Linked DNA regions of Homo sapiens: regions 2, 3 and 4 are each linked to region 1. Evidence: chromatin contacts called from ENCODE Hi-C or POLR2A ChIA-PET data. All regions are on one chromosome and are shown on one strand. Each heading gives the region's core, a stretch centred on a gene start or an enhancer-like site at or near the end of the contact. The rest is flanking DNA. Distances are from core to core; before and after follow the strand shown. Region 1 holds the start of CHST12 (carbohydrate sulfotransferase 12). Region 2 overlaps GNA12 (G protein subunit alpha 12). Region 3 overlaps MAD1L1 (mitotic arrest deficient 1 like 1). Region 4 overlaps MAD1L1 (mitotic arrest deficient 1 like 1).

The links. Hi-C counts contacts between places; a loop is a spot of excess contacts on that map. ChIA-PET counts read pairs that join two places held with the same protein, here RNA polymerase II (POLR2A). Pooled maps may share reads with other maps.
Region 2: a loop to region 1 is called in a map of posterior vena cava, with 11 times the contacts of the local background. The contact joins the enhancer-like site here to the promoter of CHST12 in region 1. A Hi-C loop is called at or near these places in 1 of 168 maps with a recorded cell type or tissue (posterior vena cava), 3 of 37 single-sample maps with no recorded cell type and 3 of 50 pooled maps.
Region 3: a map of K562 shows a loop between it and region 1 (7-fold over the local background). The contact joins the enhancer-like site here to the promoter of CHST12 in region 1. A Hi-C loop is called at or near these places in 1 of 168 maps with a recorded cell type or tissue (K562) and 2 of 50 pooled maps. POLR2A ChIA-PET finds 5 or more read pairs at or near these places in 2 of 52 experiments (B cell and BJ).
Region 4: a pooled map shows a loop between it and region 1 (4-fold over the local background). The contact joins the enhancer-like site here to the promoter of CHST12 in region 1. A Hi-C loop is called at or near these places in 1 of 168 maps with a recorded cell type or tissue (CD4-positive, alpha-beta T cell), 4 of 37 single-sample maps with no recorded cell type and 8 of 50 pooled maps. POLR2A ChIA-PET finds 5 or more read pairs at or near these places in 1 of 52 experiments (activated naive CD4-positive, alpha-beta T cell).

Annotation. Positions count from the first base shown.
Region 1 is chr7:2,401,778-2,405,487 of GRCh38, forward strand. It overlaps CHST12 (carbohydrate sulfotransferase 12), which reads left to right and starts at 1,834. Exons shown (of 2, transcript NM_018641.5): 1 at 1,834-1,896. RefSeq lists an enhancer at 1,311-1,410 and silencers at 1,501-1,870, 1,961-2,130.
Region 2 is chr7:2,810,013-2,813,722 of GRCh38, forward strand. All of the region lies in intron 1 of GNA12 (G protein subunit alpha 12), which reads right to left. Among named protein-coding and RNA genes, the nearest start is that of GNA12, 32 kb to the right of the region's middle. RefSeq lists a silencer at 3,628-3,710. Within about 2 kb of position 1,758, at least 16 of the 41 ENCODE cell types and tissues checked have a DNase peak (open chromatin) inside an H3K27ac peak, as active enhancers do.
Region 3 is chr7:2,016,922-2,020,631 of GRCh38, forward strand. The region is part of intron 12 of MAD1L1 (mitotic arrest deficient 1 like 1); the gene reads right to left. Among named protein-coding and RNA genes, the nearest start is that of SNORA114, 70 kb to the right of the region's middle. RefSeq lists a silencer at 2,691-2,740 and enhancers at 2,881-3,030, 3,072-3,710. Within about 2 kb of position 2,155, at least 22 of the 41 ENCODE cell types and tissues checked have a DNase peak (open chromatin) inside an H3K27ac peak, as active enhancers do; they include B cell, where a contact is called at or near this core.
Region 4 is chr7:2,102,571-2,106,280 of GRCh38, forward strand. All of the region lies in intron 11 of MAD1L1 (mitotic arrest deficient 1 like 1), which reads right to left. Among named protein-coding and RNA genes, the nearest start is that of SNORA114, 15 kb to the left of the region's middle. RefSeq lists enhancers at 818-1,484, 1,704-1,998, 2,818-3,485. Within about 2 kb of position 1,826, at least 12 of the 41 ENCODE cell types and tissues checked have a DNase peak (open chromatin) inside an H3K27ac peak, as active enhancers do.

The DNA.
Region 1 (3,710 bases), core at 584-3,083:
ATACGTGCAATTGCATATATGTATGTATACAACATAGACATATTATACATGCATAATACAGGTCTATATGTATGTGTACAATATATAAACATATATACTACATACATACACATAGGTAACATGTATGCATTACACATACGTATAAACATATTATCTACTGTGAGTGTGTATATAATATACACATATATTTTGTGGTGGTTGTTTGTTGCTTTTCCCCCCCACTAGAATACAGGAGGGCAGGGGCCTTGCCCGTCTCCCTCACTTCCACATTTCCAGGGCCCGGTGGGTTCGGAACTCCTTTGGGACTGGCTGCAGGGAGTGGAAGAGTGAAGAGATGACCTTGGTTGGAAGGCTGCCTCGGGAGTCCATCGGAGGGGGCCAACTAAAAATATCACGGATTGAAAAAGTTCTTGGGGTGGATGGTGGGGATGTGAAAGTGCTTAATGCCACTGCAGGGAGTGCTTAAAAATGGTTAAGATGGGCCGGGCGCGGCGGCTCACGCCTGTAATCCCAGCACTTTGGGAGGCCGAGGCGGGCGGATCACGAGGTCAGGAGTTCGAGACCATCCTGGCTAACACGGTGAAACCCCGTCTCTACTAAAAATACAAAAAATTAGCCGGGCGTGGTGGCGGGCGCCTGTAAGTCCCAGCTACCCGGGAGGCTGAGGCAGGAGAATGGCGTGAACCCGGGAGGCGGAGCTTGCAGTGAGCCGAGATCGGGCCACTGTATTCCAGCCTGGGCGACAGAGCGAGACTCTGTCTCAACAACAACAACAACGACAACAACAACAACAACAACAACAACAAAGGTTAAGATGGTAAATTTTATGTTCTATATATTTTACCATAATTTAAAAAAAAAATGACTGGGCCTGGCGCGGTGGCTCACGCCTGTAATCCCAGAGCTCTGGGAGGCTGAGGCAGGAGGATTGCTTGAGTCTAGGGGTTCAAGACCACCCTGGGCAACATAGTGAGACCCCCGTTTCTATTAAAAATTAAAAATTAGCCGGGTGTGGTGGCACCTGTCTGTAGTTCCATCTACTTGGGAGGCTGAGGTGGGAGGATGGCTTGAACCCAGGAGGTCGAGGCTGCAGTGAGCTGTGACTGCACCGCTGCACCCCATCCTGGACGACACGGTGAGATCCTGTCTCTAAAAAAATAAACAAACAAACACACAAAACTACATTGATGCCAAGAACAATTACTGCATGCTCACTATGCATTAGGCATCTTGCTAAGCTCTTTACCCGTGTCATCTCGTTTGTCTCACATACTCCCTGAAAGGTAGGGTCACTAACCTATTATATTTTACGGATTGGCGACAACCTCAGAGAGGTTAAGTCACTTGCCCAAGGTCACACAGCGAGTCTCAAGCCCCAGCCGGTGAGCATCACGATCCTTTGCCAATGAGCCGATGCTCGAGAAAGGGTCGGATAGACAACAGGCACTGCATAAAGGTTGGTTAACGGGATCGTGTTTGGCTGCAACGTGGAGCTCCCGGGTCGAACGGCGAGACAGCTGCGCGTCCCCGAGCCGCCGCGCGCCCGGTCCGCCGGGGCGGAGTCAACGCCGCGGATTGGCTGCTGAGAAAGGGGCGTGGCTCGTGGCGGCCGGTGGGCGGAGTCGATCTCTGGCCGTAAATACGGCGCCACATGGCACTGGCTCGCGAGGGCGGGGGCGGGCGGGCTGGCCGGGCGCAGGCGCGCTGAGGGCGGGCGCCCCTCGGCCTCCGTGGCCCCTCCGGCGGCCGCGACGTCTCGCGAGAAGACGACCGGTAGGAGGGGCTCCTGCGCCGGGGGCGGGGCCGGCGAGGGCTGCCTCTGGGGGGTCCGCTAGTCGCGGGGCGGCGGCGGCGGCTGCGGGCGCGAGGTGAGGGGCGCGAGGTGAGGGTCGCGAGGTGAGGGGCGCGGCGGGCGGCGGGCTCGGGGCGCGGTCTCCCTCTCTCTCGGCCAGTGCTGGGCTCCCAGGGCCCGGGCGGGGGTCCCGGGCCGCGCTGAGGGGCGCGGGTCGGCTCTCCTTAACCTGGCCTGGCGGGCGCGGCTTGGGCCTGGGTTCGAGTTCCCGCGCCGGCGCGCAGTGTGACCTTGGCCCTGCGCGCGCCCTCTCTGAGCCCCGCTCGTCGTCCTCGGCCAGGGGGACCCAGCCCTGGGGCCCTGATCAGCGCGTTCTGCGGCTCCTCGGGGTCTGGACGAGAAATCTGTGGTTCTGATTCAGCGACAGCAGAGGCTGCAGCGGCCCCGCCGGCCCCCAGGAGTCCCCCTGCCCGGCATCAGCCTCTGCCGCCCGGCAGGGGTAGGACCAATTCCCGGGCTTGGAGTTCCAGGATCCCCAGCTCCCGAGGGCCCCCGTGTGCCTGCTGTCACCTGAACGGGGCTCCCCGGCCCCGCCGACCGCAGCCCTGGAGCCTGCAGACGCCAGCAGCACCGGCAGGTCGCTCAGGGTATCCCTTAAATGACCTCTCACTCCAGAAGCCGCAGCCCTGCCCCTCTGGGAGAGGAAACCGTGCATTTAGTCCGGGAACAGTGGGACTTAGACCTCCTCTGCGGGCTCCCGGCCACCGAGACACCGCCGGCAAAGCCTTGGCTCGGGCAGAGGCTCCGTCTGGCAGGCAGCACAACAAGCCATAGTGTTTCCAGCATTATTAAATTATTTAGTTCATAAGCGGGGCTGTGGGGACTCGGAAGCCCCGGGGTGAATAGGAATGTGAGTTGCAGGCGCGGTGCTGGACGCAGTACATCTTCCAGGACACCAGGCCCTACGGTGCTGTTCCCGGCTGTGGGTGGTTGGGGACAGCTCAGCGGGTCCCCCACTTACCCCCACGCGGGGACCCGGGTTAGCCCCTCACCGTGAGCATCTGGTGTTGGGAGTCAGGGCTGGTGTCTGAGTGAGGATGGAGAGAAAACAGGGGTAATGAGGAGATTGCTACACGAAGGTGCAACGCTTGAGATCTGAAAGAGCACCTGCCTGGAATGGCATAGATGTTTGATTTCCCTGCAAAGGAGTTTATGGGACTTTGGGCTGACGCTTTGGGGCCAGCAGTAACTGTCTGCTGTCACTCAGCTGACTCCAGCTTTATTATCAAACCTCCAATCGAGTGCAAGATGCTAAGCTGGGGTAGATGCCGGTAATAGCGTGGGCCTTGCCCTGGGAGCTCACGGCCAGCCTGGCTACAACTGTGTGGAGTTGAGACTGTGGTGCAGGCGTTAACAGAATGTGGCGACATTTTCCGACATTTTCCACAGTGGAGAGGACCTATGAATTGGGGCGTTTGGAGGCAAAGGGCATGCAGAGATGTGGAAGTGAAAGTGATGTTTGGGGGAGATGGTGGGTCGCCGTGTTCTTGATGAAGTGGGGTTTGAGGATTGGGTTGGAAGCTAAGACTGGAAGGCCGGGCGAGGTGGCTCGTGACTGTAATCCCAGCACTTTGGGAGGCAGAGGCGGGCGGATCACCTGAGGTCAGGAGTCCGAGACCAGCCTGGCCAACATGGTGAAACCCCATCTCTACTAAAAATACAAAATTTAGCTGGGCGTGGTGGTGCACACCTGAAGTCCCAGCTACTTAGGAGGATGAGTCAAGAGAATAGCTTGAACCTGGAGGCGGAAGTTGCAGTGAGCCGACACTGGGCCTCTGCACTCCAGCCTGGGCAACAGAGTAAAAAAAAGACTGGAAAGATGGGTTTCTGATTGTGCAGGGGCCTGAATGCTGTGTGA
Region 2 (3,710 bases), core at 508-3,007, 410 kb after region 1:
TTAGAGGGAAATGGTTTGACATTAGAAAGGGGTCAACCCCAGGAGGGGAGAGGATCGCTTAAGAAGTACGCAGCTGAATATTTCAGGTTCGCTGCATGTGTTAGTCTGGGCTGCTATAACAAAACCTCACAGGCGGGTGGCTTGAACAGCAGAGATTTCTTTCTCACAGTTCTGGAGGCTGGGACTCTAAGATGGAGACTGGTGTCTGGTGAGGGCCCACTTTCTGGCTCCTAGACGGTGATTTCTCACTGTGTCCTCAGATGGTGGAAGGGGTATACAAGCTCATTAAGGTCCCTTTTATAAGGACACTAATCACATTCATGAGGGCTCTGTCCTTGTGATCTCATCACTCCCCAAAGGCCCCACCCCCTAACACCAGCACCTTAAGGGTTAGGATTTCAACATAGGAATTTTGAGATGGACACATTCAGACCATAGCACTGCAAATGAGTAAAATAATAACAGTATTAGTAATACTGCTAACAAAAACCATGCTACAGCCTTTAGAAGGAACTTACTCCTTGGGTTTTGTCAATAATTTTTTTTTTACAGTTGGATTCCAAATGATGGACCTCACGGTCACTGGCAAGATAATGAGAAAAGTCCGGGCACAGTGGCTCACTTCTGTAATCCCAGCACTTTGGGAGGCTGAGGCGGGCAGATCACCTGAGGTCGAGACCAGCCTGGCCAACATGTTAAAGCCCTATCTATCTCTGCTAAAAACACAAAATTAGGTGGGTATGAGCATGGTGGCAGGTGCCTGTGATCCCAGCTACGTGGGAGGTTGAGGCAAGAGAATCACTTGAACCCAGGAGGCAAAGGTTGCCGTGAGCCATGATTACGCCATTGCATTCCAGCCTGGGTGACAAGAGTGAAACTCTGTCTTAAAAAAGAAAGAAAGAAAGAAAGAAAAAAACAAAAAGATAATGAGATAACATGTGGAAGGAGGCCCTGGAGCGCTCTCATTCAACAGGGACACCCAGGCCCGCAGCTCAGCCTTTGGAGATGGCAAGTCCCAAGAATCAGAAGAAACAGATGCTTCCTGAGTCGTCAAGTGAGGGGATTTCATCTCCCAGCAGCAAAAAGGAGATCAGAATTGGAAAGGAAATACAGACTACAAGGAACCCTGGCCCAGAGCCCCCAGGCTGTGCACACGTGGGCTCCAGGCGAACCATTTCAGGTTCAGGGAAGACGGCTCAGCCTAACCTGGGTGGGGCTGACTTCTGTGCACAACATCTACACCTGGCCCTCTGTGCACAACCAGAGCTCCCCGCTCCACCGATGCCCAGAGCACAGCGACTGTGCTGCAAGCGGGGTGACCTGGCTGATGACACCGCGGCTCACACAGAAGACAAAGGAGCAACAAAGCTGCCAGAACTCTAGTTTCCCAGCCTTGGCAGAGAAAGCCCAGAACAACCAGGGTGCTCACATGTTCCAGAGGTACAGGAGAATAAGTGTGCTGCTTCTTCTTACTCAGATAACTTTATGTCATGACCAATGAAGTAACTTTTATCAAATTTTTGCCAACTATATAGACTTCTTAAAAAATCATTTGAGAAGGGACCTCAAAGTGAAATCCATTTACCTGAAAGCACACGGCACAGATTTCGTAAGGTTGTAAAGAACGATTGCAAAACCAGAAGCGCTTCCCCTGACAGGCTCTGGTTAAACCCTAGCCGCCAATGCTGCCCAAGGGCTGCTGTCCAGTTTCACCCACAGCTGTGCTGGTCTCTGATGTTGCCATGTCTTCCCTGCGGCACGGACGCTGCTGAAACTGGTGCTCCCTTCAGAGGGGTTCTGCTGACAGCTGAAAAGACAGTCCGGCAGGCCACGCAGGACACCAGTGTCTACTTCTCAAAAAGCCCCTCCCTTAAGAGCCAAGTGAAAAGTCCCATGTCCCCGTCCATCTTATAAAACGAAAGGAAATCTGTTTTTTTCACGCACAGAGCAGCGCTTATTTGTTTCCCTAGAGAGGCAGCACCACAGCTTTCCCAGGGGCAGTGGGAAGGGGCTGTAAGTACTCAAGAGAACCCGCGTTTCACGCGACTCCTCTCCAAAAACCTGAAAAAACTCTCAAGAGAACTTGCGTTTCAGGCAACTCCTCACCAAAAACCTTAAAACCGGGCAAGTAAGTCCCTGTGTTACTAATTCCATGAAAAAAACTAATCTGTTTCAAGAAAGTCAGAATTCCTCCCTTAAGGACTCACATTTGCTTTTCTTCAGAATTATGGTAAATAACTCAATGTTTTTCTTGGCTTGCTTTTCCTTCTAAAGCTGCTAAGACACGGGCAGAGTCCTTAGGCCTTGGTGCTTTGCTAAAATCAGAGGCTTTGTAGGCTGGGTGCGGTGGCTCACGCCTGTAATCCCAGCACCTTTGGAGGCTGAGGCGGGCGGACCACTTGAGGTCAGGAGTTTGAGACCAGCCTGACCAACATGATTAAACCCCGTCTCTACTAAAAATACAAAATTAGCTGGGTGTGGTGGCGCATGCCTGTAGTCCTAGCTACTCAGGAGGCTGAGGTGGGAGAATCACTTAAACCCAGGAGGCAGAGGTTGCAGTGAGACAAGATTGTGCCACTGCATTCCAGCCTGGGCAACAAGAGTGAAACTCCATCTCAAAAATAACATCACATCACATCACATCACATCACATCACATCACATCACATCACATCACATCACATCAGGGGCTTTGTGCTCCTGTCAGTCACAGCCACCTTCTACGATGGTGCTTCACCAGGGCCACATGAAGGCACAGACGTTACATTTATAAAACTCAGCATCTGTCTAGATGCCTAGGAAACCCCACCTCTAATGAGAAAGTTGGTAAACAAAGCAGTTATTTGGCCCCTTTTTTGTTAGGTTTAAGGATAAAGGATAAACACATATATAAAATCAAAAGAATCCAGTGACCTTTACTTTTCAAACTTTAAAAAAAATTTTATGTTTAGAGACAGAGTCTCGCTCTGTCGCCCAGGCTGCTGTGCTGTGGTGCAATCATGGCTCATTGCAGCCTCAAACTCCCAGGCTCAGTCTCCTGAGTAGCTGGGAATTACCGGCATTCACCACCATACCCAGCTAATTTTATTTGTAGACACACAGTCTTGCTATGCTGCCCAGGCTGGTCTTGAACTCCTGGCCTCAAGTGATCCTCCTGCCTGGTATCCAGCAACCTTTAAAAGGTAATTGTTTCCCCTTCTATAACAAGAGGTTACAGTTTATATTTTCAAGCTCTAAGATGAAACAAAGTTTCAAACTATAAATATTTATGAGCTTTGAGGAAACCGGCTTTCTCCACAGTCATGTTTTCATTTAAATTATTTTAAAAAATAGATGACTCCATGCCCATAGTACCAATTTCACTGGTTATTAAGGGGCATCCAGGGGAGAGTCTCCTCCTACCTCCCCTTCCCCAGAGGGAACAGAAGTTCCCAGTCAGTGTAGCTTGCGTAAGGGGACATCACTGAGTGATGCCAGCACAGCGCTCCTTGCAGGAAGCCACCACAATATCTGCTATACCTCCAGAGGGAGAGGCTGGGGACATTCCGGGAGAGCTCTCAGGTGGGGAAAAAAAAACAAACAAACATGCTGGATGGTGAGCAAACCAATCTGTGAAGGAAATGAAAATGGAAATGGAGGCAATCGCCCCATGTGAGCTGTCAGAGTGCAGCTGGAGGAGCAGGAAACAGCGTATTCGTTAGGAGATCTGGG
Region 3 (3,710 bases), core at 905-3,404, 380 kb before region 1:
GTCAGTACCAACGCGCGGACGCCGCGCAAGGCCGGGGCGGGGGACTTCCCTTGGTAAACAAGCTGTAATTGTCTCTTTTATTGATCAGTAAATCTCTGAGAGCTTCTCTTCGTGACGGCTCTCTTCAGCCTAACTCCAGGCTAGCACTGGCTGGCACAGAAGAAAAGCATTAGAAAGTTTGTTGTTTGTACCCTTTCAAGAACCTGTTTTGTCACCGGTAGTGAAACAGCAGGCACGGTGTGGGTGTGACTTGCTATGACTTTTTAACAGCTGACTCCACCTGCGGGCAAGTCCACTTCATTTCCACCTCAGCAAATGCGGTGATTAACTGCTGAACAAACAGGCGGCTGGCAGTGCTGACGGGGGCGTCCCAGACTCGCTTTAAGAAGCACCCAGCAGAGTTACATTGTCCACTGGCTGCTCCTCCTTAGGTACAGAAACGTCCCGGTTCTAAGGAATAGAATGTGCTCATCATGCAACGAACGGCCATGTGAAGAGAAGGTGAGCAGTCGGCATCACCTGGAAGAAGTCAGCTGAGGACAGGGCCTCGGTGCCCTGGATACACCGGCCGATGGGGGCCGGGGGCAGCAGTAGAGGGCGGCTCTGCCCTGGCCTGCGATAGTCGGGCAGAGGGGCTGCTCACCCAGGGAGGCTGCAGGAAGGATCTGGGCGCCCTGGGAGGCAGCGGTGGGGAAGGGCACTCCAATCAGAGGGAACAGCGTTGAGTAGGCGCCCAGAGGACCCTTGCGAAAGAGCAAGAGAGATAATGACGCTCATTCCCTCATCAGCAGGTGCTCCGGCGCGCTAATTACCACAGAGCTTTTGAGTATAAGCCCCAAGCATGCCGATGATTCCCACGCAATGAGAGACAGATTCCCAAAGAGGCTGAGAACGCCATAGCAGGGGGCAGGACACCTGGGCAGCAGGGGCTGAGACAGTGGGCAGAATAGGGCCCAGTGCCCTTGGAAGAAGAAACCCAGGGCACAGCCCTTGGGCCTGGGCTTGGGAAGGGCAGGGGAGATCAGAGCAGCGAGACCAGGAAGCCGAGACAGAGACCAGGGCTGCGGGTGGTGAGAGCACCCACAGGAGCGGGAGACTGCAGGACGCCGGCCCTGTTGGAGGTGCTGCAGGCAGGGGAGATATGGACGGAGGCACCGCAGTGGGCAGAGACCGGCCCCGTGGCCCCCAAGCAGCGGTCACTTGAGGTGTGCATGCCCAGGCCAGCCCCCAAGTCAGACCCAACACACACACCCAACGAAGCCCACATCCTGCCTGGACCGTAACTAGATGTGTGACCTTGGGAAAAACAAAGAGCCTCTCTGAGTGTGAGGACACTCAACCACACAGGAGAGGGCAGAGAACGCCTCAGCCTCACTGCGAAGTTCAAATGCAGCATGGCACAGAAAACCAGGCACACGGAACCCGCATACACAGGCGATGAATGCACGGCAGCCACGGTGGTCACTTCTGTCCTCGCTGCTGTCTGCCTGGTTCTTCCACTATGACTACAGCTGCTCGTGAAAGATGGCCAGGAGAGCAGGCAGGTGGGGCAGGCGCGTCCCGCACGATGGGGACAGCCTCTGGCCATGGCCACGCCTGGTGAGGCAGGCGCCCAGCACTCCCTAAGTCCACACCATGGACACAGAGGGCTTCCCTCCTGGGAGTCAGTGGCAGCCTGAAGGGGCTGTGTGAGGCAGGCAGGCAGCTCCATATGCAGAGGCCCCTCCTTAGAGCCCCAGCACCAACCCCCACTTTCCAGAGAAGCCCAGAAGTAAGCTGAGTACCGCGTGCCCCCTCCAATGAAGCAGCAGCCCCTCACCCATCTTCCTCCCTCACCCAGCCTCCGCCACCCACTCCCGCCCGGCCTCTGCCACCAGTGCTGTGGAGCCTGCCTCCCTCCCTCCGCCCCCTCCAGCCCAAGGCCGAGGCCCACTCTGCAAGGGCTCCAAGGCTGTTCTGCACATGCGACATTCTCTGCAGGGCCTCTTCCCAAGCCCATCCCACCTCAGCTCAGCCACCTCCACCCAACTCTGAGTCACTCCACAACTTCTCCTTTTTTTAGAAAAGGAAATGTATGGTCATAAATAGCTGAAAAGCCCTGTTCTAATTACCTCTCCCGACGCATGGAGCCACCACAAGAAACTGAATAGATTCAGGCGGGAACGTGGGGCTGCAGACACGGCTCTGCCCACTGACGCCGGCACCATCTCCTCGCTGCCACCCGCCTCCCCAGAGTCCTCTGCCCACTCTTTCCCCAGACCCCCAGTCACCAGCCTGGACAGGTCTGCTGTGACCCCAGCAGCAAGATCGCCCCAGACAGGAGAAGGCCCTGCTGGGACAGAGGCTGGGAGAGGCAGGAGGCCTCTCTCTGGAACCCTCATCCCAGCTGGTCGTTTCCCAAATGAGCAGGACTCTGGCATCCGTGGGGCCCATCGAGAACATGATGACAGGCGAAAGCGGCAGTAATAAGCGCCTCGGAGGACCCACGCGGGTCAGACAGTCCTGCGCTCCAATCTGACACAGACCAGCTGTGCACCCTTGGGCAAGGGACCTAACGTCTCTGAACCCACCCTCCTTGTGCAAAACGGGGGCACGAATGCCCCAAAGAGTGCTTAAAAGGTGCACCAGGATTAATAAGTACATGGAGACAGCACCCGTCAATGGAAAGGGCAGCAAGGAGGGCCACTTACGGCCACAGGGGTTGGGGGTGGGGGTCGGGCTGCCCGGCCCAGCCCCAGCCACCCCCCACACAAGGCCACGCCTCGCCACCCTCCACCCACGCAAGGCCACGCCTCACCACCCCCAACGCAAGGCCACGCCTCGCCACGCCACAGTGCTGAGTGCACATGAGGCGGCGTCCCTGTGCTCGGCCCACGCCTGCTCCTGGGCCGGATGCCCTGGCCCCCACAACCAACTACAGAACGCTTCGCCTCCTGTCTGTCCCTCGCTTCTCTTTCCTGGGCCTGCTGCCCCTAAACGAGGTTTTTTTTTTTGACAACTGACTGTTTTCAAGTATGATTCACTCAGGCAGATTTTAATTGGTGACATCAGCACAGCATGCTAATGCTACATATGACTTAAGCACACGTTACCTCATTTGATCTTCAGAACCGCCAGGCAGGCACAGGGCTGAGGGAAGAGGACTCAGCAGCTGCGAGCTGTTGTGGCTGCCCTGTCGCTCAGACCACGGAGGGGCAGAGCCCCGGCTGGTGCTGCAAACAGAGGAGCCGCCCAGGCTGCGGCCCTACAGTCCCGGGGTCAGCGCCCAGCCCGGGGAGGCAGTGCCATGGACAGCCTCACTGGTGAGACCACTGGAAGTGGCTCTCCATGATCGGGGGGGGCACTAACCCCCGCTCTGGGCTGCCGGAAGGAGGAACTCACGAGGCCCGAGATTGCTATCCACAGCCCCAGCGTGACCCCAGCATTCCCATCAAGGCGTGCACCCGGCCCCGGCACCATGCGGCCCCCACCCTTGCCTTCCTGCGGCTCTGACCCTGCAGTTCCCAGCAGCCTTCAGAGGACGGAACGCCATGGGCACACGGCAGCTGTGAGACCGAGCCGCAGGGGGACGCCCGGCCCTGACATCATGGGAACAAGCTAGAGCAGAACACCATGAGGACCCCGCCTCTGTGAGAGCAAAGCCAGCTCCCTGGGTCCTCTCTCACCTGCCCGGGCTGCCCTGGTACCCGGAGTCTAGGGGCCTCCTGGGA
Region 4 (3,710 bases), core at 576-3,075, 300 kb before region 1:
CTCACCACATCCCCATCACCACTGTCACCATCGGTGACACCACGGTCTCCACCACCCTCGCACCATCATCGCCACTGTCACTATCTCCACTGTCACCAGCACTCTCAGGACCACTCTCCACACCATCACCACCGTCACCAGCACTCTCACCACGTCCCCACCATCACCACTGTCACCATCAGTGACACCACGGTCACCGCCACCCTCGCACCATCATGGCCGTCACCGTCTCCACCGTCACCAGCACTCTCAGGACCACTCTCCACGCCATCCTCAGCATGAGACGCATCCTTGTCACTCCAGAGACAATGCCCAGAGATGGCGTCTTCTCCTACCCACTCCTAAAGCGGGCCTCTCCTCAGGTGTATAAGGCACACGGAGAAAACAGGTTCGGCAGAGGTGGCACTGTCCCCTCTCAGGACATCAGCTCCACAACTCAGAGGAGGCAGCCTCCGTGATGCTGCCAACACCTGGGTCAGCGCTGGGTCAGGCCTGGCCACGCTGCCTGCCTGCTGGAGACGCGCGTCCTCTCCCACCTCAGGGCCCCTGCGCTTGCTGCTGCCTCTGCCTGGAACGGGCTCTCTCCCCTGCCCCTGCACCCTACAAAGGGGCAGCTCCGACCACGCTTCAGCTCTCAGCCCACATGGTGTGTCCAGAGGGAGGCCGTCCATCCGGCCACGCTGAGGGCCGGGTCGCAGCCCAAGCCATGGCTGCCCCGACGGGCCCTGCACACACAGTCATACCTGCGCTCCTGCACTCAGTGAAGGCCTGGGCCTGCCTGCCCCGCCGCTCAGTAGACGGCACATGGGACATCGCCATGCCTAGTGATGACGTTTCTGTTTGGAAGAAGTGGGTGAGCACCTGAGAGGACAGAGGGTGAGGCGATACAGCAGTGCAGCAGATCTCACCCGCCCCCGAGGCCACTGCACAGCGGCGGGGCTCTCGACCACCGTGCTCTTTGTTGGGCGGGGCAACCGCAGATGGGCCAGCACTGGGGCAAAGCCCACCACCAGGCAGCCCTGGGAGCCCCTGCGAAGGCCTCTCAGGAGCCGGGCAGCACAGCCAGAACACTGAGACTCGATCCCACAGGGGAGAAGGAGGGAGCGGCCACGAGGAGGAGCCAGGGAGGCGGCTACTCAGAGGGCAGGTGCTGTCCTCCTCCCTGCCCAGATCCCAGCAGTGTGGCATAAGCAGACCCCCTGAACCACTGTGCACGGAGTCCCTCCGCATCCCCAGGCAGAGGGACAGTCTCACAGGTGGTGTCCGGACTCTGGAGATGGGGTGGGAAAAGGCAAGGAATGCGGGGAGACCACCAGTTCTGATGCCACGCCATACAACACTCCACCCCGCTGGACGTCGGAGAAAGAGGCCCCCAGACACATGGCAGAGAATCAAATATGCAGCCGGTGTCTGGAAATCATTCAATGAAGGTAAGGAGTGTGCTCCTCAGCAGCCTGCCTTGAGCAAAAGCATCTCGTGGCAGATAAGTAATGATCAGAGCTCTCCGGGCCAACTGCACAACAGGCCATATCTGTTATTAAAGGCATGCTGCTTTGATGACCAGAAACCTGGATTAGAACCACGGCAGGCTGGGCCTCCATTTGGGGAACCAGGACAAAGGCAGAGCAGATAGCGGCAAACTCCTCCACAGAGGCAAGCCCGGAGTCCCCTGTGCACTGGCGGAGGCTGCTCAGCCCGAGTGGCACTGCACAGGCTCCTGAAGGCAGATGAGGCCCCGGAGAGAAAACACAGGAAGACAGCCCCCACAGCCCCGCCCCTCCGCGAAGGAGAGCCGTCACGGCGGCGCAATAGCAGGCCAAGGGGGACGCAGTCTGGCATGTGGAGGCGGCCTGTTGCGTCAGATCCCTGACCCGCATGTCAAACACGCTGGTGCCTACAGGGGGCGGCTGCGGCACCTGGACACTCGGAACACGCGCTCTGCCACCAGAGACAGGCTGGGCTCAAATGAGAAGGAATGAAATGCCAGCAACTACAGATCTTCCACGAAAGCTCCCCTTAAGCCAGCTCTTCGGTTTAAATGAATTTACTCCTCGTTAAATTCTTAACCTGAAAACATAACTGTTTTATACTTACATGCCTCATTGTGACATCCCTAACGCCTTTGAAAACATAACTGTTTTATACTTACATGCCTCATTGTGACATCCCTAACGCCTTTGCCATGAAAGACCTCACTGCCAAATCCCACTTTAATTATCTGAGCACAGGTCACATAAATCACTGCAGCTCCCACGCCAGGCCGTGCACAGCCATGTGGGCTCAGCCTGCAGCTGCCTCTCCTTCCAACGTGCAATGCAGGGTAGGTCCCCCCGCAAGCCCTGGGGACTCTTTCCGGAGCTCAGGGAAGGAAACCGCTCACCTCCTAAATGTTAAAACACGAAGGGAACTACGCACAGCCCGCCTGGAGATGGGATTCCTGGCACAGCCTGAGGGCTGACCCACCCAGTCAGAGCCCGGCTTCCCCAGGGGCCGGACACCGCAGTGAGGGGCTGTTCTGAAAAGAGGTCTGCCGGGAAGAAACTGGCTGTGCCTCTGCAGCCCGGGAGAGCCTCACTCTCTGAGGCCACAAACACCGCACCGTCCTGCTTGGGGATATTCCAGTGAGCAGAAAGGGAAGGTCTCTGCCGACAAGGGGTTGGTTACTAACAAAGGGCACTAACACACGAGCTGGCTTCAGGTGGTCACAGCCTGAAAGGCAACAAAGCCAGCAGCGAGGTGGAGTGAGGGGGCCCAGCTAAGAGCAGGGGAGGAAGGCCACTCAGGGCAGAACAGGCCGCAGAAACCGCAGTGCCCTACGGGGCGGTCTCTGCTGGCCTGGCAGCAGCAGGCAGAGCAAAGCGTGGGCTCCACGGGAGGGTGGGCGGGCACAGCCTGCGCTGGGGCAAGGCAGGGAGCGTGGATCATCACCCGAGGCATTCATAAAGGACAACCCAAATGTCTGCTTTGTGGCTGCTCCTACACTGCCCTGAAGCCAGGAAGTAACGAGGCCAGGAAGCCCTGGGACCAGCCATGCAGCCTTGCCAAGGCCAGCCACGCACTGTGAAGGTTCTGAGGGAAAATGGGGCCTCTCTCACCACAGCCCTGCTTTACCTGGTGGCCTCGGCCTGTCTCCTCACCCCCGCACGGTCCAGTAAGAGACCACCTTCCAGATGAGACCAGAAAGTCCAGGCACGTGAGACGCCCAGCCAAAACCCCAGTACCACCAGCTCCAGCTCTCTCCTCCTCAACGCTCCTCACCCACCCCGCTCCCCAGCTCCAGGGTAGGGCAGCAGGAAAGGCCCCCATCGTCACAGATGCCACCTAGCAACACCTTCTGGAGCACAGTCCCAGAGCCCTATCCAGCTGCGGCCCCACAACCAAAGGGCACCAACACCTCAGCCCTGCCCCTGCCCCTGCCCCACATATGGCCCCGCCCCTGCCCCACACATGGCCCCGCCCCTCCATTCTGCCCAGCACGAAGCCCCACCCCCCAGACCTATCTATCACACACAGCGCCAGCCATCACACAGCCCCGCCCCTCCACCCTGCCCAGCACACAGTCCCGCCTCCCACCCCCAGCACAGGGCCCTTGCCCCATTACGCCTAGGCTAGGAATTGGGCCCTTAGTGCTGGCACATCGGCAGCACCCCTCCACTGCGTCGGTGCCTTGCGTGAAAGGTGCGAGCACGGCAGGCCGCTTCTCTATCGGA